Regions from separate parts of the Homo sapiens genome. Here all the other regions are linked to region 2. A link is an interaction called in ENCODE POLR2A ChIA-PET data of the cell type or tissue named here. Cell type or tissue: Panc1. All regions are shown on one strand. Links, peaks and the distances in the headings refer to the core of each region. The heading gives the core; the rest is flanking DNA.

Region 1 (10,851 bases), core at 1,477-9,476, 190 kb after region 2:
TCAATAATCAGGAGATGGCAGAATGGTTTCAGGCGGGCTATTTTACTATGTCTTTATTGGTGAAGAGAGCGTGTGATGAAAGCTTCCAACCTCTTGGCGATATCATGAAAATGTGGGGAAGGGTTCCCTTTTCTCCAGGTCCAGCTCCCCCTCCTCATATGGTAAGTACCTTTCACCTCACCTGGAATACATATTAGTCACGGAAACACTTGATTCTCTTTGAAAACACAACCCAAATATATCATCTAATGAAGGAATTGTAGTTCTTTGAAATTAATGGAAATGGTAAGGGAAAGTCTGAATGGAAGACTGAATACTTAGCTATAATGATCTTTTCAAAACTCGAATAACCTGTGCCCATCCTCTTCACACCCCAGCTCCTCCCCAACAGGGAAACGGAATCCTTCAGTAGCATTCCAGCAGATGTAGAATGAAGACCAACATCTTATCCTGGCCTACCTACGAGGTCCTGCAATGCCTGGCACCTTACCTTTCTAAGCTCATTTCAGAGCTTTTACCTTTATCTGCTAGGCTTCAACACAGTTGACCTCTTTGACTTTCTTTGCTTCCTCTAGTTAGAATAAACATTCCCCTCTCTTCCACTTCATTTGCCTCTTGCCTTCTCATTCATAAAGTTTCTAAATTTGAGGTTTGCCTTAAAATAAATGTTACCAGTGCTTCACAATATTTTTAGGGCTTAAAAAAATTAGTTACTGGTATTTTAATTAAAAAATGGAACCATGGCCGGGCACATTGGCTCACTTCTGTAATCCTGGTGTGGGAGGGATTTGGGAGGCCAGAGTTAGAGGATTGCTTGAGCCCAGGAGTTTAAAATCACCCTGGACAACGAAGTGAGACCTGTCTCTACAAATAGTAATGAAATAATAATGATAAAAAACTAGCCGGGTATGGTGGCAATCAGTGGCAGAGATGGGATGATCACTTGAGCCTAGGAAGTTGAGGCTGCAGTGAGCTGTGATTGCACCGCTGCACTGCAGCTTGGGCAACAGAGTGAGACCCTGTCTCAAAAAAAAATAATAAAAGGAACCGTAATGCTAGTAGTGATCTTTCTAGGGCTCTGACACTGGGGTACTGTTGGCAGGGAAACCCTTCTTCCTCTTGGGCTGCTCTTGGACCCTCTCAGTAGTGTTCCTTTTGGAGGTCTTTCACCTGTACCTCATTTTTTCTTCTCCAGGTTGGACTGTCTGGTGACGGGCTGTAGTTAAAAGTTACCATAAACCTTTTTTTTTCTTTTTAAAGAGATGGAGTCTCGCCATGTTGCCCAGGTCAGTCTCAAACTCCTGGGCTCAGGTGGTCCTCCCACCTTGGCCTTTCAAAGTGCTGGATTTTAGGCATGAGCCACTGCACCCAGCCAATAAACCTTTAGTGTGGACACTGCATTTCTACAGTAAAGTCACCATTGACTTATTCATCAATTGTATATTGAGGGCCTGTGCCAGGCCTCGTAGTAGGTTCTTAGGAGATGAAGATGAGCAAGACCTAGCCTCTGTAGTCAAGGGAGTGTGTAGGTGAGGAAAGTGGCTTTTTTTCCATTTTGTTTCTTTTAAATGTTGATCTTAACCCAGTATTTGATTTCACAATCCACTAATGTGTTGAGACCTATAGTTTGTGGAGAGCAGTGGTCTAGAATGGAAGATTCCTAGGTGAGAGGAATTATTTCTCACACCATCCTAGTTGTTTTAAGTCACAAGAAAAATTATACTGTGTATTGCAGCATGTAAATTTAACTTATATATCAAGTTTAAGCCTTATTTCCCTTCTCTGAAATTAAGATGAGTTTTGATCTTACACATCTCAGAAGCTAAAAGCTCATCTCTTGGATCTTGGCATACTTGGAGTAGTCCACTTCCCAGTTTCCGGTTAGAGGAGCTGAGCCTCAGTCATACCTGCATAGGAGGGAAACTGTGCAAAGCCCTGCTTCCTGTCTGTCATTGTCTTTGACCTGAATATTGTTGATAAGAAGAGAGCCCCACTTCATGATGAATGTATACCTTGAAACTTAGTTTTTCATGTAGACATTTTAGATGAACCTAAGGTAGTAGCTATCCTCCAGTATCGAAAAGCAAGAAAAACGTCTCTGAATTTCAGGTAATCCCTACCCTAAGAAATTGTGTATCAAGTATCTTATTTCAAACTATAATCAATATATAATAAAGATATAAACTCATGATTTACCTATTTAGTCTGTCATACTTACACTTTTACTTCTGTTATCTTATACTTCATGTTTCTTTCTCCTAATTTTAACTTTTTATAATTTAAATTCCAGTCATATTATTTCACATATAAGCTAAAAAATTGGTTTTATTTTACTACAACTTATTTTTTCTAATTCATGATGTATTAATAGCAACAGAAACAGTTTATTTTGGGGGAGAGAGTTATAGTTATCAAAGTTTATATACATACATATACATATATACATACATATATATATATTTTTTTGAGACGGAGTCTTGCTCTGTCACCCAGGCTGGAGTGCAGTGGCGCAGTCTAGGCTCACTGCAACCTCTGCCTCCCAGGTTCAAGTGATTCTCCTGTCTCAGCCTCCTGAATAGGTGGATCTACAGGCATGTGCCACCACACCCAGCTGATTTTTGTATTTTTAGTGGAGACGGGGTTTCATCATGTTGGCCAGGCTGATCTCAATCCCCTGACCTCATGATCCGCCTGCCTTGGACTCCCAAAGTGCTGGGATTACAGGTGTGAGCCACCACGCCCGGCCTCTTTTTATATTCTTAACATCTTTAAGATACATACTGGCTCCCTGCATTCCTTATATACCATTATAAAATTCTGTAACATTTCCTTTGACCTTTAGATACTTTTACATTTTTCTGTGTTATATCCAGTTTCTCTAATTTCTACATTATCTAATTATACAGTCTTTCAGTTACAGTAATAACTCTGAAGTACAGTTGAACATTCAGCTTTAAGGGCAGGAATGGAGAATGGCAGCTGAAATAAGGACCCTTTCTCACCTTAGGGAATCTTTTGTAATATTGACACCACTGTTTCCACTAGATGGTGTTGTTTAGTTTTTAAAGATGTCTGAGTTTTTATTCAAGTGTTTGGGTAAAAGGGTAGAGCTGGGAGGTAAAGGTCTTAGATTCATTTTGATTTCAGATACCTGTACTAAGTGGCTTTTAGGTTCTTTGCAGTTTATTTAATGGTATTTATTTCCTCACCACTTCATTCCTAGGGAGAGCTGGACCAGGAACGACTGACCAGGCAGCAAGAACTCACAGCCTTATACCAGATGCAGCACCTGCAGTACCAGCAGTTTTTAATACAGTAAGAAGAGTAATGCAGTAGGATGTACTGCAGCATGAAAAAGGACTTTAAATAGAATCTGCTCTCAAGTCTCACCTTTTACAGTAGAGAGGACTAACGGCTTATATGGCACTTCAGTCACCCAGCTAGTGGCGTCTTGCCACCATACCTTCTAATTTTAGTGTTGTCATTTATTTATTTATTTATTTATTTTTGAGACAGAGCCTCACTCTGTCATCCAGGCTGGAGTGCAGTGGCATGATCTCGGCTCACTGCAACCTCTGCCTTCCTGGTTCCATTGATTCTCGTGCTTCAGCCTCCTGAGTAGCTGGGACTACAGGCGTGTGCCACCACGCCCAGCCTATTTTTGTATTTTTAGTAGAGATGGGGTTTTACTGTGTTGGCGAGGCTGGCCTCGAACTCCCAGCCTCAAGTGATCTGCCTGCCTCGCCTCCCAAAGTGCTGGGATTACAGGCATGAACCACCACTCCTGGCTTATCTTACTTTTAAATACCAGAAGTTTAGAAGATGACACATAACTTTAATTTTGTAAGCTCTTTAGTTTCTAAGTGCCTCCTGAGTGGCTCAGCTTTGAATGCCACAGAGGAAAAAAAATATATATGTATATAAGCGAGAGGGTGGGAAAGAAGTTAAAGTTAATTATTTTAGGAGTGGTGTGGAATGATGGCAAAGTCAGTCAGGTTTTGTTATGTCCTTTTTGTAGAAGAAATAAGATTTGCTGTTCTTGTGGTGCAGAGGTTGGCAAAGTCTGACCTTTGGGCTAAATCTGGCCTGCTCTCTATTTTTATATTTATAAGCAAAGTGTTACTGAAACAGACACACCTGTTGGTTTGTAGGATGTATATTGCTGCTTTTGCCTTATGATGGCAGAATTGAGTAGTTGCAACAGAGAGTATATGAGCTGCATAGATGAAACTATTTACTCTCTGGCCCATTACAAAAGTTTAACCCTGATCTAGTGAAGAAAAATTACCTAAATTTTTCCAAGTTGAAGACGATCAATGTATGAATTTTTATAGAAGTGTTACATTTTTTACAAAGGGTACGTCATATGGTTAAAGCTACTAATTTGAATCTGTTTCATTTTTCATTTGATTTCTGATAAAAGGTTATCTTTGGAGTTTACCAATTTTTGACATTCGTGATTTTAAAAATATTTTCTCTGAATAGACCACTTTGCACTGAATTGTGAATTTTTTTGCTATCCTCTTTCACTCGGAAACACGCCATCTATGAGTTCAGTTCTTTCTAGAATGAAGCATAGAATTTTCTATGTGTCTATTATCATAATGAAGAATTATAAAATATATTTGATAGCTATTTCTAATAATGTCTCCTGGGGGGCTTTGAATTGAACTTTGTCTTTCAGCATCTCAGCCATGTGAACTAAGTGTGGATTGACAGGTTATACTTTTTTTTTTACTTTTTGAAGACAACAATATGCACAGGTTTTGGCCCAACAGCAGAAAGCAGCACTGTCTTCCCAGCAGCAGCAGCAGTTGGCACTTCTTCTTCAACAGTTTCAGACCTTGAAGATGAGGTTGGTGGTCATTCCATTATGTGTCATATGGGGTGCATGTGTTGTGAAAGAAAGAGAAGAAAGGAGAAATTCTGGTATAGTGTGTGATTTCTGGCACTGGAACACTCCCAACACATACCTGCATGTTGTATGTAAAAAAGTATATTTTAAAAAAATATTTCAGGTGGAGATAAGCGTTTATTTGGTCTTTTACTCATAGATATAAATTTTGATTAATCAAAAGACCAAAGAATAATGGGAACTCTTGAGAAACAGTGTCATCTTGTGGAACCTGCGACAGAAAAACTGTAGCCTAGGATTTTAATTTCACTTTTACTCATAGTATCTCAAAGTATTAGCCACACCACAAAAGGTTGTAATTTTCTAGAACTCAGAAGCCATTAAGGTAGGTCTAAGGAAAAGGAAATTATGCTAGAAGTCTAGAAGAAATTTCTGCTGTTTCAGATTATCGTTCAGAGTAATATTTCTCCTGAACAAGTATCAGTCACTGCTCTTAAAAATCTTATTGTCTCATTAAGCCAAAACTGTTTATATTTCTTTTGAGCCTTAACCCATCCCATGAGGTAGGCAGTTTAGGTGGTAGGAGCTCCATTTTATGGATGGGCAAACTGGGACTCTGAGAGGCTGTAGGACTTGATTAATGTAACACACAGGAAACTCAGAACTAAAATGCAGACCTTTTTTCATTATAATATGCTGTCTCTGTGACTTCTATTGAGATGATCTGGGTTTTTTAAGATACGGATATACAGTATCTTTAAGATATACATATCTTTTAAGATATAGATATACAGTGGGTATATCCATCATTTAGAAGTCAATATGTATTACCATAGAGGATTCCAGAAGTGTGATCATTGTGCCCTTCTCTTTGTTCCACCCCAAACTGCTTTGGTAGTGTTAAGTTTTAGTAAAAGAGTGAAGGCGTTTTCTAGCCAAATAACCTGGAGAACCTGCTAATCTAGAAATTCCTCTTCATCTTTTTTTTTTTTTCCTGCAAATGACAAGAACAAGTTAATTTTTTATTTCCCTTTTGCAGAATATCTGATCAGAACATCATTCCCTCAGTAACTAGGTCTGTGTCCGTGCCAGATACTGGCTCTATCTGGGAGCTTCAGCCAACAGCTTCACAGCCTACAGGTAAAAACTTAGATTAACCTTTAGTACCACTCTGAGGATTCAGAGTCTAATAATAATTTTACAATTCAGTTCTTAAAAAATATATTAGGTTTCTGAATCCATTTTGTATTTGATATTAACAAAAGGTCCATTTTTTACTAGATCCAAGCAATATTGAAGGTGTTACTGAAAATATACTTTTAAGGATTTGTTTGAATTTATTTAGTGGATTTTTTTTTGAGTCAGCATCTCTTTTATGTTGTTCTGATCAGTGTGGAAAAATCATTTAAATTATTTTCGATCTCTTTAGCCAGATCGGGAAAAAAAGCATACATAAAAACATAGTAATGGTGACCTATTCTTTTGAGTTAGGAATTAATACAAGCTAGGCATGGTGGTGTGTGCCTGTAGTGCTAGCTATTCAGGAGGCTGAGATGGGAGGATTACTTGAGCCCAGGAGTTCCAGGCTGCAGTGAGCTATGATCATGCCAAGGCATTTCAGCCTGGGCAACAGAGCAAAACTCTAAGAAAGAAAAAAAAAAAAAGTAATTGGTGTTAACAAACACTGTAGGTACCCAGAAATTTTGGGAAAAGAAAAACCTGCTATGAATTGAGCACCTTTTCTCATTTTTATATTTTTACATCAAATTAGAAAATTTGGGGTTGAGATTATTTTAAGTCTTGGTATGGGTGAAGCACCGCTGTTTCTTTGCTTTCTTTTTTTTTTTTTTTTTTTTGAGACAGACTCTTGCACTGTTGCCCGGGCTAGAGTGCAGTGGTGCGTTCTCAGCTCATCGCAACCTCTGCTTCCCAGGTTCAAGCGATTCTTCTGCCTCAGCCTCCTAAGTAGCTGGGATTAATTACGCTATCACACCTGACTGGGTGTACGCTATCACACCTGACTAATTTTTGTATTTTTAGTAGAGACAGGATTTCACCATTGTGGCCAGTCTGGTCTCAAAGTGACCTCAAGTGATCCGCCCACCTTGGCCTCCCAAAGTGCTGGGATTACAGGTGTGAGCCACTGCGCCCAGCCGAGCACCTCTGTTTCTTATGGTCTAAATACTTGCAGAGATGGATAGTTTGGTCCATGGGTAGTCCTTTCAAGAGATTATAGTTGGTGTTGAAGATCCTCAAGAACTATAGGCCTTGGTGGAGTTTTTCTAGAGCTGTTGAGCCATTCAGGTCATGGTTCTGTTGTTAACACTGACCCCGCAGATTATTGCAGAAGGATGATTGTCTTCCCTCATCGACTTTCCATGCTGTTTGTACCTTATTTTTTCTTGATAGCCGTTTATAGTTAGGATGTTAAGAATACAGGTTGAGTACCCATCCCTAATCCAAAAGTCCACAATCCAAAATGGTTCAAAATCTAAAACTTTTTGAGCATTGACATGATTTCACAAGTGGATTTTTTTTTTTTTTTTTTTTTTTTGAGACAGAGTCTTGCCGTGTTGCTGAGGCTGGTGTGTAGTGGCACAATCTCGGGTCACTGCAACCTCTGCCTCCTGGGTTCAAGAGATTCCCCTGCCTCAGCCTCCCGAGTAGCTGGGATTACAGGCACCCACCACCACGCTTGGCTAATTTTTGTATTTTTGGTAGAGACGGTTTCACCACGTTGGCCAGGCTGATTTCAAACTCCTGGCCTCAAGTGATCCGCCTGCCTCTGCCTCCCAAACTGCTAGGATTACAGGCATGAGACATGGTGCCCAACCCATGATTGGACAATTTTACACGTAAATACTTAACACAAACATTTTTTTCATGCCTCAAATTATTTAAAAATGTTGCATTAAACTACCTTCAGGCTGGCTGGGTGTGGTGGCTCACGCCTGTAATCCCAGCACTTTGGGAGGCCGAGGTGGGTGGATCACGAAGTCAGAAGTTCGAGACCAGCCTGGCCAAGATGGTGAAACCCCATCTCTACTAAAAATAAAAAAAAATTAGCCAGGTGTGGTGTCGGGCACCTGTAATCCCAGCTACTCCGGAGGCTGAGGCAGGAGAATCGCTTGAACCCTGGAGGCGGAGGTTGCAGTGAGCCGAGATCACGCCACTGCACTCCAGCCTGGGTGACAGAGTGAGACTCCACCTCAAACCCCCCCCCCCCAAAAAAAAAGTACCTTCAGGCTATGTCTATAAAGTGTATATGAAAGATTAATAAATTTTATGTTGGATCTTATCCCAGAGATAGCTCATTATGTATATGCAAATATTTCAAAATCTGAAAAAATCCAAAATTTGAAATGCTTCTGGTCCCAAGCATTTTGGATAATGGATCCACAACCTGTATTCTGTAGTGTTTTGGAAACTTTTAAGTACTGTATTAAACAATTTATCTCTTTGGGTTTATATGCAGTCAAGTTCCTTTAAAAATAGTCCATTGGTTTTATACAGACAATATTTGATGGTGTATAAATAGACTATGATAGGAATGTAGAAATTAGAGAATGCTGAAAAGTGGTGCTAGAAAACTTCGCTGGCAATAGGAAAATGAACTCAGAAACCATTATCTGTTTGTTTACTTCCAAATGTGATCTTGCAGTGCCCTTCAGGTTAGCAGGACCAGGTCTCACTTGTAAGACCTGCCTGGCCTTTCCAGAGGTCTCCACAGCTCCAGCTGTAATGCTTACTTGCACTCCCTCTTTATTGAGATGAAATTCATTTAACACAAAATTAACCATTTTAAAGTGAATACTTCAGTGGCATTCACAATGTTGTGCAACCACCTACTTCTCTCTAGTTGGTGTGCAGTGAGAGGCTGTAAGGTTGCTGGAAATCTATGTGCTTTGGAGTGTAATACACTGGGATTTAAATCCTGGCATGACCACATGCTTGCCATGTGCCCTTGGGAGTGTTAGAAACTACTTCTGACCCTTAGTTTGTTCATCTGTAAAAATGGGGGTATGAATAGAAACATTATAGGGCTTTGTAAGGATGAAGTTAATTCCCTGATAAATGCCTGGTACTTCCCTTCATTCTAGATGTGTTGAAGGATATTCACAGAAACTAGAGTCCATTGGCAGTTCAGTCTTCTCAGAGGCAAAACAGATGTGTTTGGTGGAGCTCATTTAGGCACAGGGAAGCAGCTTTTTTCATGATTCCTACGGATATGTCACCATGTGTGTAAGCTCTGTCATTCCTCGTTGTTTCTTTTGTTGTCTTACAGTTTGGGAAGGTGGTAGTGTATGGGATCTTCCTCTGGACACCACGACACCAGGCCCTGCCCTGGAACAGCTTCAGCAGCTAGAGAAGGCCAAAGCTGCAAAGGTCTGAAACTCATTCTTCTGCAACAGTGCATTGTCATCTGGCTGCAGGACATAAACATTGCTGTTTATTCATCTCTCTAGCTAGCTATGCTTTTTACTTTCAGTTTACTGCTGCTTAGCTGGTATAAGTACATTCATATTGTATCTTTACTGTGCTCTCTTCTCCCAAAAAAAAAAAACTCAAAACAGAATTTAAATTACTATGTTTGGTTTGGTTAGTTGGCACATTGTTGATTATAGACACATATATATTTTAGGTAACATTATTCATGGTATGAACATTTGTTATAAGTAACAAGAATGTGAGAAAATATCCACTACATTGTTTATGAGACTCCTGATATGTGGCATGAGTTCTCCCATTGAATCTTTGTAGTGGTATTTGTTTATATTTCTTAGTATCCTCAGACGTAGCAGCCAAAAAGCCCGACATTAACATTAGATTGTGTGTTCCATTCACATTTTTTGGAAGAGCTAAATCTTGAATTTTGGTTTTAGTACTTGCCAGAAAAGAATGTCTACATCAATACCTAGTGTCATTGTAATGATTTCTAGGTTCTCAGGCGTACAAGAGAGTGTTGTTGCTGTTTTATACTTAATGCATTCTTATCCCCTGAGGTCGTGACAGTCTCCTTAGAGTTCCCAGAATGTGGAAAGGTTCATACAACATTGCTGTTAAAACGTTATAGCCACACTGTTAAATGTTCAATCAGAAAGTTATTTGTAGGGATGAGTAAAGAAGTACCATCCAAGAGCATTCTGATGTTACTCTCATGGGTGGTATAATGGTAACGTGGAGTGTGGAGGCAAGTACAGGTGGGAGGAAAGTGCATTCAATTGAGACAGTCATAAAATTCTTCTAATTACTGTGATATGTCACAGCTTAGAGCTCTTACAGGGTGTTGATGTTGTAGCGTATGTCAGAATTTCCTTCCTTTTAAAGGTTGAATAGTATTAATATTCCATTGTATGTATATAACATATTTTGTTTATCTATTGATCTGTTGGATCACCTGGTTGCAGTGCAGTACGGTACAAGCAGCTGATTGAATGAACGAATACTACTGGTCAGTGCTTTCGGAGTGTTCCTGTGCTTGGTTTCAAGTTTCTAAGAGTACTCTTGTGTAATCACAGCTAGAGCAAGAGAGAAGAGAGGCAGAAATGAGGGCAAAACGGGAAGAGGAAGAGCGAAAGAGGCAGGAAGAACTCCGAAGACAACAGGAGGAAATTCTTCGGCGACAGCAGGAAGAAGAAAGGAAAAGGCGAGAGGAAGAAGAACTTGCCCGAAGGAAACAGGTATGTATCTGGGAACTCTGACCATAGGATTAGTGCTTGATGAGGGCTTTCAGGCTGCTTTCTTTCATCATTTCACAGATACTCCTGAAGTCCACAGGATTGGGGTTAGAACCTTAGAAGACTCACTCACCTTTGGAAAGAATCTCTGTTTTTCACCAACACCCACTGTAGGGATATTCTTCAGTCCTAGTAAACCACTAGAATTGATATTCTTTGCATATTTCCTAGAGTTTTATAAACCAGTTAGATTTCAGAAGTTCTGTCCTTGCATCTAAAAACAATGAGAAAGTAACTTTGATGTGCAGCATTAAATGT
Region 2 (8,000 bases), core at 1-8,000:
AACTCCATCTCAAAATATAAATAAATAAATAAATAAATAAATAAATAAACAAACAAACAAACAAATAAGAATTAACCAGAATGGGCAAAATGTAAAGACAGAAAAGCAGATTGGTTGTTGCCAGGGGATGGGAGGAGGGGGAAATAAAGGGTGATTTCTTTCTTTCTTTCTTTTTTTTTTTTTTTGAGATGAAGTCTCGCTCTTTTTCCCTAGGCTGGAGTGTGATGGCGCGATCTCGGCTCACTGCAACCTCTGCCTCCTGGGTTCAAGTGACTTTCCTGCCTCAGCCTCTGGAGCAGCTAGGATTACAGGCGCCTGACACCATGCCCGGCTAATTTTTGTATTTTTAGTAGAGACGAGGTTTCACCATGTTGGCCAGGCTGGTCTCAAACTCCTGACCTCAGGTGATCCACCTGCCTCAGCCTCCCAAAGGCTGGAATTACGGGTGTGAGCCACTGTGCCCAGCCAAGAGTGATTTCTTAAGGAAGTACTTGGTATTTTTCTGGAATGATGAAAAAATTTTGAAACTAGAAAGAGGTGGTGGTTGCGCAACACTAGGAAAGCTCTGGATGCCACTGAATTGTACGCATCAAAATGGTGAATTGGAGCCTGGTGCAGTGGCCTGGAACTGTAATGCCAGAGACTCAGGAGGCTGAGGTGGGAGGATCACTTGAGCCCAGGAGTTCAAGGCTGCATTGAGCTATGATCCTATGATCAGGCCACTGCACTCCAGCCTGGGCAACAGGGCGAGATCCCTGACTCAATTAAAATAAAAAATATATATTAAAAAACAAAAGAATGCACAGGCTCCAGGGGTATGAGCCACTATCGTATCAGCAGGGTCTCACTCCAGATGTGGCTAATACAAGTCTTTCTGTGATCCATAGCTTTATCAATAATCTAAGCTTGATTTGCTAATTAGCATAATGATGTCATTTTTTTTTTTTTTAAGAGACAGAGTCTCGGCCGGGCGCGGTGGCTCACGCCTGTAATCCTAGCACTTCGGGAGGCTGAGGCGGGTGGATCACGAGGTCAGGAGATCAAGACCATCCTGGCTAACACAGTGAAACCCCGTCTCTACTAAAAATACAAAAAATTAGCCGGGCGCGGTGGCAGGCACCTGTAGTCCCAGCTACTCGGGAGGCTGAGGCAGGAGAATGGCGTGAACCCGGGAGGTGGAGGTTGCAGTGAGCAGAGATAGCGCCACTGCAGTCCGGCCTGGGCGACAAAACGAGACTCCATCTCAAAAAAAAAAAAAAAAGAGACAGAGTCTCACTCTGTCTCCCAGGCTGGAGGGTAGTGGTGCAATCATAGCTCATCACAGTCTTGAACTCCTGTGCTTAAGCGATCCTCCTGCCTCAGCCTCCTGAGTAGCTGGGACTACAGGTGTGTGCCATCACTCCTGTCTGATTTTTTTTTTGGTAGAGACAGGGTCTGGCTGTGTTGCCCAGCCAGGCCTTATTATTGTTTTGTAAGAGCTTCCCTTTCCTTTAAGATTCTGGATACTTTGATACATTTATTGAAGATACCTTCTCTAAGTGTACATAATTAAATCTTGAAATACATTTTCTTGGAACAGACTGTTCTTAACTGAAATTGTAAATAGGTGAATGTTGTGCTGCAGATTCCGAAAAAGCCAAACCATCCCCGCTCATCTCCAGACCCAGTGGGCCTTTGTCTAAGGATGTCACAGGCCATAATTCCCAAGCAGCAGCCACATTCTTAGAAAGGCTGAGGAACTGGGTTCCACGTTCTGGGGAGGTGTGGACACATCTGCTTAGGAATATAGGAGGAATTTGGGACAGGGTGAGGGAGTGTCGGGGTTCTCTAAGAGGGAGGGGCACGGATGGCAAGGAATGAAGGGGAGGAAGAGCTGAGCCACACAGCCAATTTGGAATGGAAGCAGTTGCTAAGGCCAAGGTTTTCCAAAAGTCAAATGGAAGTCATTGTCATGCAGCAATATGGCTCCCTGCTGTTTCCAAACCACCCTGACTGCTGTGGGCTTTTGAAATCATGAATCATGAGTGGCTGAGTGGCTGTCTGCATAGCAGGGATGTGGGTGAAGGCTGTAAGGCGCTCCCTCCAAAATTGGCGTAGTCTGTGCCTGCAGATATGAAAGGGGTACACAGAGAATCTCTGGTGGCTGGAACCAATTTCCCCCATCCCCAACCTCAGCCGCCACCTGTGCTGAGCCTGTAGCAACAGGGACACAGCGGCAGAGTGACATTTACTGAACAGCTAAGTGCTTTACAGGCCATCGATTGTCATAACATCCTTCTAAGTCTTGTGATTGGTATTCTTTCGTTTTTTCTTTCTTTTTTTCTCTTTGAGATGGAGTGTCACTCTGTCGCCCAGGCTAGAGTGCAGTGGCGCAATCTCAGCTCACTGCAACCTCCACCTCCCGGGTTCAAGTGATTCCCCTGCCTCAGCCTCCCAAGTAGCTGGGATTATGGGCACCCGCCACCATGCCCGGCTAATTTTGTATTTTTAGTAGAGACGGGGTTTCACCATGTTGACCAGGCTGGTCTCGAACTCCTGACCTCAGGTGATCCACCCGCCTTGGCCTCCCAAAGTGCTGGGATTACAGGCGTGAGCCACTGTGCCTGGCCCAGTGGGCATTATTTCTATTGCATATATGGGGAAATTGAAGTTCAAAGAAGTTAAGTAACTTACTCCAAGTCATATAGCCTCTGAGTGACACAGCCAGGATTTATACAATTCCTCTTCTCACCCCTCTGTGCCCATGACAGAGGGCTCCTGGTTGTGTCTGAAGGGAAGAGCCAGGATAGTTTATTATTACCAGAACTCAAAAGGTTAATTTGTCCTGTGCTGTATATAAAAACTGCCAGAGAATTTGGGGAATTGAATGAAGTATCATCTCCCCAAACTTCCTTAAGAAATGCTCCCGTCAGCAGGTGCCTAGCACGAGGCAAACCTTTGAACTTTGGACATGACCCTTCTCTACAAAGGGTAGACAGCCCTACCCACTACCACGGAATTCCTGCTGCCCAGGACCCAGACTTGAACAATAAAAGACATCTGGGGCCGGGCATGGTGGCTTACGCCTGTAATCCCAGCACTCTGGGAGGCCGAGGCAGGCGGATCACCTGAGGTCAGGAGTTCGAGACCAGCCTGGCCAACATGGTGAAACCCCGACCCTATTAAAAATACAAAAAATTAGCCAGGCATGGTGGCGGACGCCTGTAATCCCAGCTACTTGGGAGGCTGAGGCAGGAGAATTGCTTGAACCTGGGAGGCGGAGGTTGCAGTGAGCTGAGATCATACCACTGCACTCCAGCCTGGGCAATGAGAGCAAAGCTCCGTTTCGCTGGGGGCGGGGGTGGGGGGGAAGACATCTGGGAACTGGGACCAGTGGGTTTTATTTATTTAGACCCCAGGTCTAGCATCCCTGGAGCCTGGGTCGGATTTGTGTGAATCTGAACACCTTGGTGAGAGGTGAGGGAGTAATGAGTGGGGCAGATTTCAGAGGAGAAGTAATGGAGGCCAGAGATGAAGCCTGATCAGAGCCGCTCGGTGGTGGGACGTCCTCTCCAGTGAGGGTTGCAGGAGAGGCAGCAGCTGCTCCGGTTTGCCTTCTGGGCCTGAGCTATTCCACGAGGTTGCCACCAGCTGCACGTGGCTATCAGGTGCTTGAAATGTGGCCAGTCTGATTGAGATGAGCAGCAAGTGTAAAATACACCCTACATTACAAAGCCTTGGCATGAGATAAAGTAATGTAAAATATCTCATTAATAGTTTTATATTGATTACATGTAGGGATGATAATGTTGGACATATATTGGATTACATTAAATGTTATTAAAATTAATTTCACCTGTTTTATTTTTCTTCCTTTACTTTTAAAAGCATATGGCCACTAGAAAACTTTTCTTCTTTTCTTTTCTTTTCTTTTCTTTTTTTTGAGATAGGGTCTTGCTCTGTTGCCCAGGCTGGAGTGCAAAGGCACGATCAGGGCTCACTACAGCCTCGACCTCCTGGGCTCAAACGATCCTCCTACTTTGGCCTCCCGAGTAGTTGGGACTACAGGTGTGTGCCACCACACCTGGCTAATTTTTTATTTTTTGTAGAGATGGGGTCTCACCATGTTGCCTAGGCTTGTCTCAAACTCCTAGACACAATCCATCCTCCCACTTCAGTCTCCCAAAGTGCTGGGATTACTGGTGTGAGTCACGGCACCCGGCCTAGAAAATTTTCAATTCAAAATTACAAATGAAATTGCTCATTCTGAGGCCGGGTATTGTGGCTCATGCCTGTAATCCTAGCACTTTGGGAGGCCGAGGCGGGTGGATCACCTGAAGCCAGGAGTTCGAGACCAGCCTGGCCAACACAGTGAAACCGCGTCTCTACTAAAAATACAAAAATTAGCCAGGTGTGGTGGCAGGTGCCTGTAATCCCAGCTTCTCAGGAGGCAGAGACAGGAGAATCGCTTGAACCCGAGAGGCAGAGGTTGTAAGTGAGCCAAGATTATGCCATTGCACTCCAGCCTGGGCGACAGAGTGAGTCTCTGTCCAAAAAAAAAAAAAAAAAAAAAGAAGAAGAAGAAGAAGAAGAAGAAAGAAAGAAAGAAAAAAAAGAAATAGCTCATTCTATTTCTGTTGGACAGCGCTGTCTTCGACCAGTCCTTCCTGCCTGCGTGAGTGAAGGGAGGACAAGTGGGCAGAGGGCTGAGCTCCTTCAGAGGAAAGCATTGCCTCCTGGCCCCCCAGGTGAGAGCTGTGTGCAGGCCTGTGCAGAGAAGGGGAAGAGAGAGCAGAATCGCCCCAGGGGCCAGAACCAAGAGTTGACCGACCAGATGTAGGGGCAGACAGCTGGGAGGATGGAGCTTCCTAGGGCGGTGCCAGCCCCTGAAGGGCATGGGTGGGGACAAGATGGGGCCAGGTGGGTCATCTTCTTATAGCCATGCCCAGGGCTGTGGGGGTGGGGTCTGCTCTCCCTCCCTGCAGCCGTTTAGGACTCATAGGTTTTTTGCTGCTCCTGTCGGGTGAGGAATAAGACTGATGTTTTCTTTATTTTGGAATCCTTTGTTGTTCTCTTGATTCTCTGAGCCTGTGGGGAGCTGAGCCTACCCAGGGAACCCAGGTCTTTGCTAATCAGCCCCCTGGGGGTGCTCCCTATCAAGTCCCTAAAGTCCCCCAGCCCCAGCTTGCCCCCCAGACCACAGACATGGATGACAGGAGCCACAGGGGGCTTTGGGAACCAGGCCTCACCTGGGGGTTAGAGCCTGTGGGTCTGGCTTGGCGCCTGGAGTCTAAGTTTAAAAGCTCCCCTATTCTTGATGCCTGATTCTCTGATTCTCTGCCAGGAATTTCTCCAGCAGCTGTGCCAACACAGGGGCTCCAGGGCCTATGCCAGGGGGCACCCTTGTGTCTGGCTTGCTGGGATTCATTTACACAGTCTGTGCTAATAAAAGAGATGGGGAGAACCGCATTTAGCTAGTGCCTGGGGGCTATCCACTGGGCACTGGCAGCCAAGCCGGGGAAAGTTGTGTGAATCACTTTAAGGGTTTCCCAAATGTAAACAAAGGCTTGAAACTTGCCCTTGAGGAGACATCCCTGGAGGAAAGGTGAAGTCATTGAGGGCTATCTAGAAACATCTATAGGGAAAGAATTAGAGGAAAGGACACAATTGCCAGAAGATGCTGGCAAAAAAGGAGGAGCTCCACGCTTACAGCCTCTGTTTTTCAGTTCTAGCCCTCAATTCACTGTTAGACCCCCTCACTTTCTGCTGGTCATGATTTAAATGTCACCGACTCCATGATGCCCCTCCTGGTCATTTTACCTAAAATTACAACTTGCCCCACCACTCCCGACACACTTTTCTTAGATGCTTTTCTGACTTATTTTTATCTTAGTACTTATCATCCAAGCTAGATTTTTATTTATTTTGTTGACTATCTGTTTCCCCCATTAGAATGTGGGCCATAAAGGCAGGGATTTTGTATTATTTTGCTGGTACTGGGTTCATATTTGTTTGTTTGTTTTTTGAGACAAAGTCTCACTCTGTCGCCCAGGCTGGAGTGCAGTGGCGCAATCACAGCTCACTGCGGCTTTGATCTCTTAGGCTCAAGCAATCCTCCCACCTCAGCCTCCGGAGTAGCTGGGACTACAGGAACGCACCACCATGCCTGGCTAATTTAAACATTTTTTTTTTTTTTTGGCAGAGATGGGATCTCGCTATGTTGCCCAGGACTGGTCTTGAACTCCTAGGCTCAAACAATCCTCCGACATTGGCCTCCCAAAGTGCAGGGCAAGCCACCGTACCCGGTCTGACTTCCTATTTGTTGATTGAAGCAATATATGCATGCCTGAATATATGAGATTTTTCAACTTCCAACCCAAAAGCCGCTTAGGATGGGAGTCTACCCTCTGCTCTTTGCAATACTGTGTAGATAACAAAATATAGAAATGACCTTGAATGTCCACCAACAGGGACAGGTTAGTTAACGGATGCTACACACAGAGAACAGAATACTCAGCTGCCAGTAAAAGAAATAAGGTAGATTAATGATTCCTCAAAGTGCTCCACATACCTCTGAGAACCATTTTCATAATACTAAGACAGTATTTGCCTTTTTCAATGTGTTGACATTTGTACCCATGATGCGAAAGGAATGGTGGGTAAACCTGACATCACCTTAGCCTGAATTAAGGCAGTGGCATCAAACTATACCAGGAGTTATTGTACTCTTCACCATCATACACTCCTCATTTAAAAAAAAATTAATTGCATTTAAGAATGTCCTTGAGGCTGGACGTGGTGACTCACACCTGTAATCCCAGCATTTTGGGAGGCTGCGGCGGGAGGATTGCTTGAGCTCAAGGTTCCAGATCAACCTAGGCAACATGGCAAGACCACGTCTCTACAAAAATACAAAAATTAGCCAGGTTGGTGGCATGTACCTGTCTGTAGTCCCAGCTACTTGGGAGGCTAAGGTAGGAGGATTGCTTGATCCCGGGAGGTTGAGGCTGCAGTGAGCCATGATCACAACACCGCACTCCAGCCTGGGTGACAGAACAAGACCTTGTGTCCAAAAAAAGAAAAAAATATATATATATCCTTGATGAAGCAGGAAAATAGTTTTTAATTTTATTAAATTTTGAGGCTGGGCATGTTGGCTCACGCTTGCAATCCCAGCACTTTGGGAGGCTGAGGCAGGCGGATCACTTGAGATCAGGAGTTCAAGACCAGCCTGGCCAACATGGTGAAACCTCACCTCTATAAAAAATACAAAAAAATTAGCTGGGCGTGGTGGTGCATGCCTATAATCCCAGCTACTCTGGAAGCTGAGGCATGAGAATTGCTTGAACCCGGGAGGTGGAGGTTGCAGTGAGCCAATATTGAGCCACTGCACCCCAGCTTGGGTGACAGAATGATAACTTGCCTAAAATTAATTAATTAATTTATTTATTTATAAATTTTGATCCTTAAGTACACACCTTTTTAATATTTGGTGTAATGGATGGAAAGTGAACATAAAGCCCTTCTGCTGCAGATGAAAGTCTGTTAGTCATCTTGAGAAAAGCATTTGTGCTGTTGTTTGTGAGCTGAACTAGCTCCCCTTTCAGGAAACATGAATTTTGCCTGGAAGCACAGCTGACAATCCATGGCTATTCACAGTTGGGTATTCAGAGACACTGTCTAGAACAATGAACAAAGTGAGCCTGTCACTTCAAGGTAAACAATTGATAGTACTTTCCAATAACAATAAAATGTGAGCTTCAGAGAAAAACTAGAATTTTGGGCCGAGCATGATGGCTCTTGCCTGTAATCCCAGCACTTTGGGAGGTCAAGGCAGGAGAATCACTTGAGCCCCAAGTTCAAGACCAGCCTGGGCAACATAGTGAGATCCTGTCTCTCTCTCTCTCTCTCTCTCTATATATATATATATATATATATATATATTTTTTTTTTTTTTTAATTAGCCAGTTGTGGTGGCACACACCTGTAGTCCCAGCTACTAGGGAGGCTGAGGTAGGAGG
Region 3 (10,721 bases), core at 1-8,000, 60 kb after region 2:
TCGGGAGTTCGAGGCTGCAGTGAACTATGATTGTGCCACTGCACTTCAACCTCAACCTGGGGGATGGAGCAAGACGTTTCTAAAAAAAAAAAAAAAAAGGAACTGCAAATTTAAAGATAATATAATAACTGAATAGAAACGTGGGCAAAGGATATAAATGGGCAATTTACAAAAGAGGAAATAAAAGAAGGTGCCAATTTTTTGGCTATCTGATTGGCAAAAAGTAAAAACATTAATGATAACCTTGGCAAGGTTGTGGGGAAATGAGAGCTTCCAGTTCATGATTGTGGGTGTGTAAATCGGAGCAGCTACTTTGGAGAGCAATTTAATAGTCTATTTAAATAACGTACATAAGGCTGGGTGTGGTGGCTTATGCCTGTAATTCTAGCACTTTGGGAGGCTGAGGCAGGTGAATTGCTTGAGTTTAGGAGTTCAAGACCAGCCCGGGCAACGTGGTAAAACCCTGTCTCTACTAAAAATACAAAAATTAGCCAGACGTGTGATGACGTGTGCCTGTAATCCCAGCTACTTGAGAGGCTGAGGCAGGAGGATCGGTTGAGCCCTGGAGGCAGAGATGGCAATGAGCTGAGATTGCGCCATTGTACTCCAGCCTGGACAACAGAGTGAGACTCTGTCTAAAAAAAAAAAAGTACATACTCAGCGTGTTTGGAAATTTTATAAATTGAGACACACACTCACAGAATCAGTTCTAGAATAGAGGATTTTTAGATGGGTTTATCTGATATTATTGAAGACAAGTTGTTAGATTTAAAATACTCAGATGGCACCAAATTCCATTCACAATACCAACAAAAACATGTAATATCTAGAAGTAAATATAGAACAATTGATTTAGTGAGCAACATAAAGGCATAATTGAATGAAAACTGAGGCATTCAGGGAAAACTGTATTTTTAAAAATTATTATTATTTTGAGATGGAGTCTCACTGCAGCCTCGACCTCCAAGGCTCAAGCGATTCTCCTGCCTCAGCCCCTGAGTAGCTGGAATTAAAGGCACACGTCACCATACCTGGCTAATTTTTGTGTTTTTAGTAGGGACAGGATTTCACCATGTTGGCCAGGCTGGTCTCAAGCTCCTGGCCTCAGGTGATCCGCCCGCTTCAGCCTCCCAAAGTGCTGGGATTACAGGCTTGAGTCACCGCGCCCAGCCCAGGGAGAAATGTATTTTAAAGGTACCCCTTTGCCATAGACAGATGGATGCAATTCCAATAAAAATCCCATGAGGGGACTGGGTGCAGTGGCTCACGCCTGTAATCCCAGCACTTTGGGAGGCCAAGACTGGTGGATCACCTGAAGTCAGGAGTTCGAGACCAGCCTCCAGCCTGTAAATTTTGTAAAAATACAAAAATTAACCAGGCATGGTGGCGTGCACCTGTAGTCCCAGCTACTCGGGAGGCTGAGACAGAAGAACTGCTTGAACCTGGGAGATGGAGATTGCAGTGAGCCAAGATCACACCACTGCACTCCAGCCTGAGCGACAGAGCGAGACTCCATCTCAAAATAAATAAATAAATAAATAAAAAATAAAAAAAATAAATCCCATCAGGGGATTCATTTTGGTTTGCCTTTTTCCCTAGAATTGAACAATATTAGTGTGAAATTAAAATAATGTAAAAATGGTTAATAAACTGGGATGTTAAACTGTATCCTGAAAAAAAAAGTCAAGTAGAATGACCAACCCCAGCAAAAGAAGCACATGGGGGCACAGCAACAAATACAGTGATGTGTTAGAGATGGTGTCTGCGCCAACAGAAAGCAACTTCTGAAGGCCACACGGAAAGAGTGCTTGCTGGGGTCCTGCCCTCCGTGGGCCCACATTCCCTTGTCTCTAGGTCTGCTGAATGGGCTGTTGGCTCAGGTGTCAGCAGCTCCAGGGTCCTCTGCCCTCCCTTACTCGTTTGGTCTATGTCTGCTATTTCTCTGCAGGTCCAAGCCTTGTCATCGGCCAGTAAGTTTGAAGCAGAGTTGAAAGCTGAGCAAGATGAGCGGAAGCGGGAGGAGGAGGAGAGGCGGCTCCGCCAGGCAGCCTTCCAGAAACTCAAGGCCAACTTCAATACATAGTCCTGCTGACCTTGCCCTCTGCCCACAGCTGTGCCTCACAGATGCCCCGAGAAGAGATGACTAGGCATCTTCATCACTGCTGTCGGTCCCCTCCCTGAGCCAGCATCTCCATCCACCACCCCGTGCCAGCTCCCGTGCCAGCCTTCATTCCTCCCAGTGTCCAAGCCCCTCCAGGAGGGTCCTGGGGTGGGCCAGATGCCTGCCCACCTCTGTCTCCTGCCTCTGCTCCTCTGCCCTTCTTATAGCCAGAACTTGTATCTTCTCAGCAACCTTCACTTTGTCCTTGTCCCTTTACCATTCCCCATCAAAGAGTAGTCTGCTATATCAATTTGTGTAGATATGTCTGTCTTTTTGGGTCCTCAGAGAAAATGCCCATTTTCTCGGAGAATTCTCTGCACTCCTCTCTGCTTCACATTCAACTTCCCTGTTCTCATCTTTGGTAGGATTCTGCCAGTTGCTTTTGCATCTTCTGTTCCTGGGTAATGGTGGGTCTTAATGGAGGCTGGGTGGACCACTGCCCGTCCACTCTTCAACAGGAGGAACAGCATGCCACCATAGTAACACACATTAGAGAAAGGACAGAGGTCTGCTCCTTCCTGCCACCTTTCTCCTGGCCCCTTAGCATTCCCCCAGTCCCTCCCTCTTCACCTTGCTCCGTCTATGTCTTCCCAGCTCAGCCTTTTCCCCACTCTTAAATACTGTACTACTTCACTGTAAGAACGAAAGAATAGTTAGGATACCAATGAGTAAAAGGGTTCCTGTTCACTCTGACTCTGTGCAAATTGTATTACAGTAGACCGCTGACGTTCCCAAGTGACAGATCCAGGGCCTTTCAAACATCCCCAAAGTCATGGCCATACTCACCATTAGCCAGTTTCTAACATCTGTTTCAGGGTATCCAGCTGTAGATGTTCTTATCCCCCATACTTGTGAGTTCTTGGGGTTGCTCACAAATACTAGGGGTTTTTGTTGTATTTTTAACAAATATATCCTAATGTCATATTTATTCTCTTTTGTAACTGCTGTCTTTACAATAAAGAAATCATCTGCCTTTCTATCTTACAGCTATTTCTTTTTACATTGTACAAATAACGTGGCCATCACATCAATGTGCCTGGAATTTTCTTGAATTAAAGGAGAGAGTAGAGTATTTTCTATAGGAGCCAAGTCCCATCCAGGGCTTCTGTTTGACATTGAGTCCTGAAGTACAGTTAGAAATGGGAACTAGAGGCCAGGCACGGTAGCTCACATCTGTAGTCACAGCACTTTGGGAGGCCGAAGTGGGCAGATCACTCGAGGTCAGGAGTTCAAGAACAGCCTGGTCAACATGGTAAAACCCCATTTCTAGTAAAAATATAGCCAGGCATGGTGGTGCATGCCTGTAATCCCAGCTGCTCAGGAGGCTGAGGTGGGAGAATCCCTTGAACCAGGGAGGCAGAGTTTGCAGTGAGCAGAGATGTTGCCACTGCACTCCAGCATAGACAACAGAGCAAGACTCTATCTCAAAAAAAAAAAAAAAAGGAAAGAAATGAGAACTAGAGGGCTGGTTTTCACTCTATATGATTCAGAGTACTCAGCTTATCAGTTGCACTCCTCTTCCCTTCTGTGAGGATGCCTTCAGCTGCAGGGAAAAACCATAGCTTCATTTCTTTTGCATCCTAGATCCCTTGAAACTGTGATGAGAGCCAATGCCCCTCCCTCCTATGTATAATCCAGGATATTTGGGCTACCCATGCAATGACCTCTGTCCCAAGAGAATACCCTTTGCTCCTCAGGAAGGATCATTCTGTTTCATACAGACCCAAGACCTATGCTTTGCAGTCATCATTTTTCTAGCTGGTGTCATCCTCTAGTCTCCCCACCAGAGGGGAGGGACATGAAAAAGGAGTGGAGAGATTCTTACCATACGATCCAGCAATCCTGCTCCTTCCTATTTCTTCAGATTACATGAGAGCTTATGTCCATGCAAAAACCTGCACATGAAGCTTTTGCTTTTGTTTCTGATTTTTTTGAGACAAGGTCTAGCACTGTCACCCAGGCTGGAGTGCTGTGGTACGAAGATGGCTCACTGCAGCCTCAACCTCCTAGGCTCAAGTGATCCTCTTGTCTCAGCCTCCGAAAGTGCTGGGATTACAAGCATAGGCCACTGTGGCCGGCCTGCACATGAATTTTTATAGCAGCTTTATTCATAATTGCATAGACTTGGAAACAATCAAAATGTTCCTCAATAGGTGAGTGCATAAACTATGATACGTCCGCACAATGGAATATTATTCAGTGATGAGAAGTATTTACCAATAGAAAGAAATGAGCTATCAAGTAATGAGAAGACATGGAGGAAACTTACATGCATACTGCTAAGTGAAAAGCCAGTCCTAAGCTTGGTGCAGGACGCTTGCTCATAGTTCTAGCTGCTCACGGCTGAGGAGGAAGGATAACTTGAGCCTCGGAGTTTGAGTGCACCCTGAGTAACACAGTGAGACCCCATCTCAAAAAAAAAAACTAATCTGAAAAGGCTATATGCTATTTGATACCAACTATGGTATGACATCCTAGGAAAGGTAAAAGTGTGAAGACATTGAAAAGATCAATGGTTGTCAGCGAGGAGAGAGGGAGGGATGAATAAACGCAGCACAGAGGACTTTTAGGGCAATGAAACTTATTCTCCATGATGCTATCGATGCTGGTGGATGAATGTCTTATACATTTGTCAAAACCTATAGAATGTGCAACACAAAGAATGCACCCTAGGCTGAGTGCAGTGGCTCATGCCTGGAATCCCAGCACTTTGGGAGGTGGAGGCAGGAAGATCACTCAAGCTCAGGGGTTTGAGACCAGCCTGGGCAATATAGTTAGATCCTGTGTCTACCAAAAAACTTTTAAAACGCCAAGCTTGGCCGGGAGCGGTGGCTCATGCCTGTAATCCCAGCACTTTGGGAGGCTGAGGCAGAGGGATTGCTTGAGCTCAAGAATTTGAGACCAGCTGGGGCAATATAGTGAAACCCCATTTCTATCAAAAATACAAAAAAATTAGCTGGGCATGGTGGCAGGCATCTGTGGTCCCAGCTACTTGGGAGGCTGAGGCTGAGGTGGGAGGATAGCTTGAGCCCAGGAAGTGGAGGTTGCAGTGAACTGAGATCGTGCCACTGCACATCAACCTGGGTGACAGAATGAGACCCTGTCTCAAAAAAAAAAAAAAAAAAGGCCAAGTGTGGTGGCATGCGCCTGTGCTCTCAGCTACCCAGGAGGCTGAGGTGGGAGGATGGATTGAGCCCAGGAGGAGAAGGTTGCAGTGAGCCAGGATCATGCCACTGCACTCCAGCCTGGATGACTGATTGAGAGCCTGTCTCAAAAAGGAAAAAAAAAGAATGCATCCTAATATTAACTATGGAGTTTAATAATGCATCAATATGGGCATATCAATTGTAACAAATATACCACATTAATATAACATAATAATAGGGAATGGGGAGTTAGGGTGAGAGGGGTACATGGGAACATGTACTTTTGGCTCAGTTTTTCTGTAAACCTAAAACTTCTCTAAAAAATAAAGTCTAGGGTGGGCGTGGTGGCGGCTCATGCCTGTAATCCCAGCACTTTGGGAGGCCTAGGTGGGTGGATCACCTGAGGTCAGGAGTTCGAGACCAGCCTGGCCAACATGGTGAAACCCTGTTTCTACTAAAAATACAAAAAATTAGCTGGGAGTGGTGGTGCACGCCTGTAATCCCAGCTACCCGGGAGGCTGAAGCAGGAGAATTGCTTGAAAACTGGAAGGCGGAGGTTGCAGTGAGGTGAGATGGTGCCACTGTACTCCAGCCTGGATGACAGAGCAAGACTCCATCTCAAAAAGATAAATAAATAAATAAATAAATAAATAAATAAATAAATAATAAAGTCTAATGGTGAAGGAGACGAGAAAAAAAGGCTATTCATTTAAAAAGAAGGAAGAGAATGGAGATAGCAGTGTCATTTACTTGAAGCATCCGTTTGCCTTTCTGGACAAGTGGGCCCACATAAGAGCTAAAACTCTCGATTGCTTGTCACAAATTGTGAAAATAAAAATAAATAAATAAGGCTGGGCGCAGTGACTCATGCCTGTAATCCCAGCACCTTGGGAGGCTAATGCAGGTGGATCACTTGAGGTCAGGAGTTTGAGACTAGCCTGGCCAACATGGCAAAACCTCATCTCTGCTAAAAATACAAAAAAATTAACCGAGCGTGGTGGCGTGTGCCTGTAGTCCCAGCGACTCGAGAGGCTGAGGCAGGAGAATCCCTTGAACCCAAGAGGCGGAGGTTGCAGTGAGCCGAGATCACACCACTGCATTCCAGCCTGGGTGACACTGTCTCAAAAAATAAAAATGAACAATAAATAAATAAAACTTTTGATTGCAAGCAATAGAAACAACTTCTGATTGCAAGCAATAGAAAATCCAACACGAAAGGACTTCAGACAAAACAGGACACGTGGGGCCATGTCACTACAAAGGCCAGGTAGAGGATGTCGTTCCTCCCTCTTGGCCACAGAGTCCCCGGGAGGCCGCTCCCTTGTGCCTCCCACCCTCCATCTCCAGCGCCATGGTCACAGCTCAGACCTTCATAGGTTCCTTCCTGGGTCTCTACCGTGAGCTCCTCATTGGTTTCTCTGCCCTCATTATACCTGATTGTCCGCTTTGCAGCTGGAGTAATTCTTAGAAAATGCAAACCAGTTCTTAACATCTCTCCTTCAATTTTTGATTCCCCACTTGCAGGAGCTGGCCCCAACTCATCCCTCCAACTCCATCTTTTGTCCCTCCTCCCTGCCCTGTCTCCTTCCAAACTCTACACTCCTGGTATATGCGATGCCTAACTGTTCCTAGAAAATTCCACACCTCCAGGCTTTTGCATATGTGGTTTCCTCTGCCTGGCACTCCCTCCCTCCCTTCCACAGGTGGATTACTTCTCACTGTTGAAGACTCAGCTCAGAGATTATCTTCAGGAAGCTTCCTTGATGCTTCCAGGCCAGGTAAGGTGTCCCTTCTCAGGGCTCCCATTTCCCTGAGTTTCTCTCTACTGTAATCCTGACAGCTTGAGGCAGTAGCCATCTCCTTACTTCTCAGCCCCGCTGTTTGGACTGTGTACTCTTTGCAGGGCAGGAAGTTTGCCTTGCCTATTGCTATAGGCCCAGCATGCTGCGTGGCATGTAGCAGGCAACCTTGCATGTTGGTTTCACAAGGACATGCCAGGTTTGTTAAAGCAGACAGATGGGCAAGGCAGGATCATTACCACTGATGTCAGAGACTTCTGAGTACTCCACCATGAGAGCCTGAGGGGCCAGCTCTGAAAGTGGAGACTGGCTGGGTGTGATGGCTCACCCCTGTAATCCCAGCACTTTGGGGGACCGAGGCGGGTGGATCACCTGAGGTCGGGAGTTCGAGACCAGCCTGACCAACATGGAGAAACCTCGTCTCTACTAAAAATACAAAATTAGCTGGACATGGTGGTGCATGCCTGTAATCCCAGCTATTTGGGAGGCTGAGGCAGGAGAATTGCTTGAAACCGGGAGGTGGAGATTGCAGTGAGCCGAGATTGTGCCACTTGCACTCCAGCTTGGGCAATAAGAGCGAAATTCCACCTCAAAAAAAAAAAAAAAAAAAAAAAGAAAAGAAAAGAAAAGAAAAGAAAAGACAGGAAAGTGGAGACAGCAGAGCTTGTGAGAATATCTTTCTCACTGGAAGAGAGAGAGGTCACTCCCCAGGGCCCTCCTTTGACTGAGCAATAGGAAAAACAACACACCAATTAGTCTTGCCTAGGCCCTGGAGGCTGTGTGATCTAACGAAATTTGGACTCGAACACTAGGCAAGTAACTGAACCTCACTGAGCCTCCATTTTCTCACCTGTAAAATGGGCATGATGGTGACCTACCTGGCAGATTCCACGCCTGCCATATATTTAGTGCTCAGGACACACGGGTTCCTCTCTCTCCCCTCCCTCCCTCCACTACTGTAACTCTGTCTCCTCCTGCGCCCTGAGTCTCTACAGTTAGGTCCAAGAGTCTCAGGCCAGGGTAGCCCAGAAGTGCTCAGTCCTGGCTGCTGTCTTGGCCACAAGTGCAGATGCCCACGGACCCATGTTCTCTGTTATTTTGAGACCCCTTTTCTGACCAGCCCAGGGGAATTTCTGCCCATCTGCTGGCTCACTTGCATGCTCCTGGCGGCTGCCAGTTACTGAATGTGGTCTGACAGCTGTGGTTTTGTCGCTGCTCAGATTTCTCCTTGCTGACTCTGCCTGTCCACGAGGCCAGATGCTGGCACATCACTGCCCACTTGGACTGACAGTACTATACAAGAATGATGCCTTCTGGGTCCTGTAATCCCAACACTTTGGGAGGCCAAGGCAGGAGGACTGCTTGAGCCCACGACTTCAAGACCAGCCTGGCCAACACGGCAAAGCCTCATTTCTACAAACAAATACAAAAAAATTTAGTCAGGCATGGTGATGGGCACCTGTAGTCCCAGCTACAAGGAAGGCCGAGGCAGGAGGGTTACTTGAGCCTGGGAAGTCAAGACTGCAGTGAGCTGAGATCACACCACCGCACTCCAGCCTGGGCGACAAAGCAAAATTCTACAACTTAGCGAGGCATTAAGGATGAGACCTCAGCAGGGGTCAATTTTTTGTTTTCCTCCACTCCTTCCCAAAACCAGTGGCTTTTGGCATTCTGCCATGGGGTGTTGAGCATGTATATTGCTGTTGCCATCTTGTTATTAGTAGTATTTTTTCTTTTTCTTTTCTTTTTTTTTTTTTTTTTTTGAGACAGGGTGTTGCTCTGTCGCCCAGGTTGGAGTGCAGTGGCACAATCTCAGCTCACTGCAACCTTCGTCTCCCAGGCTCAAGCGATTCTCATGCTTCAGCCTCCTGAATAGCTGGAATTACAGGCACATGCCACCATGTCCAGCTACTTTTTGTATTTTTGGTAGAAGTGGGGTTTTATCATGTTGGCCAGCCTGGTCTCGAACTCCTGAGCTCAAGCTATCTGCCCACCTTGGCCTCCCAAAGTGCTGGGATTACAGGTGTGAGCCACTGCACCTGGCCTCTATTTTTCTTTATAGAGGTAATCAAGTTAAAGCTGTTGCCTTGTTGGTTTTTTACTTATTTTTATTTTTGTAGAGACAGAATCTTGCTCTGTCACTCAGGCTGGAGTACAGTGACGTGATTATAACTCACTGCAGCCTCAAATTCCTGGACTCAAGCGATCCTCCCACTTCAGCCTCCCGACTAGCTGGAACTATAGGCACAGGCCACCATGCTTGGCTAGCTGTTGCCTTTTTGAAGGGCAATTTGGTAGACTGTTAAAATTAAAAATTGTATTTGTATTAGTTATTTATGTTTATGTTAACAAATCACACCAGGACTTAGTGGCTTAAAACGATGATTAATATTTATTATCTCACACAGTTTGGGGCCAGGAATTTAGAAGCAAATTGGCTGGGTAGTTGGTTTGGGCTCAGGGTCTCTCATGAGGCTGCAGTCAAAATGTCAGCTGGGGCTACAGTCATCTGAAGGCTTGACTGAGCCTGGGAGACCTGCTTCCAACATGACTTACTCCTGTGATTGATGCTGGCTATTGGCAGGAGGCCTCAGTTGCCTGCCGTGTGAACCTCTCCATGAGGCTGCTTGAGTGTCCTCACAACATGGCAGCTGGCTTCCCCCAGAGCAAGTGATACGAGAGAGTAAAGGGCAAGCCTTTTAAGACCTAGCTTCCTGAATCACACTCTGCTATCTACTAGTCACATAGGTCAGCCCTATTGGCAAAAGTCATTAGGAGCCATCTTGGATGCTGGCTACTTTGGAATCAGAGTTCTTAATTGCAAGTAATAGAATCTAAGCCAGACTGATTTAAGCAGAAAAGGAATTGATTGAAAAGACATGGAGGAGTCCCCAGAAGCACCAGCAGGGCTGGGGGGTGCAGGCTAAGGAAGCAGGCAGGAGGCCAGGAGGCTGGGACAGCAGCCAAAAGCACACCATGGGAACCAGCTGCTGTCCTGGCTGACAAGCATGCCGTGGTGTCCTGCTTCTTCAGGTCATTTACTCCATATCAGAGTCTGAGGCTGAGCCTAGTCACATGCCCACTTGTCAGGGGTGGGACAGGGGAGTATCTGGGCTTTTTGTGTTCTGTAAGGGGAGGCAAGCTCTGCCAGCCACCAAGATTCTCATTTTCTACAAACATGGGAAAGAATTTCAGTATTTCAACTGAAAGTAATTCACTATTTCAGTTCAGCAGAACTGTCATAAAGAATGGCAGGTGTCCACTGCGGAGATACTCATGAGCTTTGGCCCAGAAATTTATCCTATAAGTAAGAAAAAAAATGAACAAGGATGCATTTAAGGGAATAGTCATTACAGTGTTGTTTGTAATAGCAAAAATACTGGAAACAATCAGCATATCCATCAGCAGGGGATCGGTTCAGTATATTAGGTACATCCACGTAAGCGTGCACTGCTAGGCAGCCACTAAAAAAACATGGATGCCACCAAGACATCTTGTTTCTTGGAAACAGGCCAGGAGCAGAACAGCACACATAGTAATGCTCAGGTGTTTTGTTTTGTTTTGTTTTTTAGTTGGGAGGAATAAAGCCATGTGTATTTGTCCGTTCTCACATTG

What was found. Peaks named below come from ENCODE experiments on the same cell type or tissue, not always from the same donor. Only the 100,000 strongest peaks of a DNase experiment are listed, where the experiment ranks them.
Region 1: POLR2A ChIA-PET joins it to region 2 with 9 read pairs; 2 of 35 experiments call an interaction of 5 or more read pairs at or near these places.
Region 3: POLR2A ChIA-PET joins it to region 2 with 6 read pairs; 5 of 35 experiments call an interaction of 5 or more read pairs at or near these places.

The regions. Positions count from the first base shown.
Region 1 is chr2:232,806,497-232,817,347 of GRCh38, forward strand. It overlaps GIGYF2 (GRB10 interacting GYF protein 2), which reads left to right. Exons shown (of 29, transcript NM_001103146.3): 15 at 1-161; 16 at 3,224-3,315; 17 at 4,748-4,855; 18 at 5,895-5,995; 19 at 9,141-9,241; 20 at 10,375-10,536. Among named protein-coding and RNA genes, the nearest start is that of KCNJ13, 35 kb to the left of the region's middle. In Panc1, for the core only: CTCF peaks have their summits at 3,078 (motif pointing right) and 3,279; no DNase peak of the experiment used is centred there.
Region 2 is chr2:232,619,143-232,627,142 of GRCh38, forward strand. It overlaps a transcript of EFHD1 not described here. Among named protein-coding and RNA genes, the nearest start is that of EFHD1, 10 kb to the right of the region's middle. In Panc1, for the core only: no CTCF peak of the experiment used is centred there; no DNase peak of the experiment used is centred there; H3K27ac peaks cover 1,197 bases.
Region 3 is chr2:232,679,637-232,690,357 of GRCh38, forward strand. EFHD1 (EF-hand domain family member D1) reads left to right here. Exons shown (of 4, transcript NM_025202.4): 4 at 1,949-3,140. The coding sequence ends at 2,083. Among named protein-coding and RNA genes, the nearest start is that of GIGYF2, 12 kb to the right of the region's middle. In Panc1, for the core only: no CTCF peak of the experiment used is centred there; no DNase peak of the experiment used is centred there.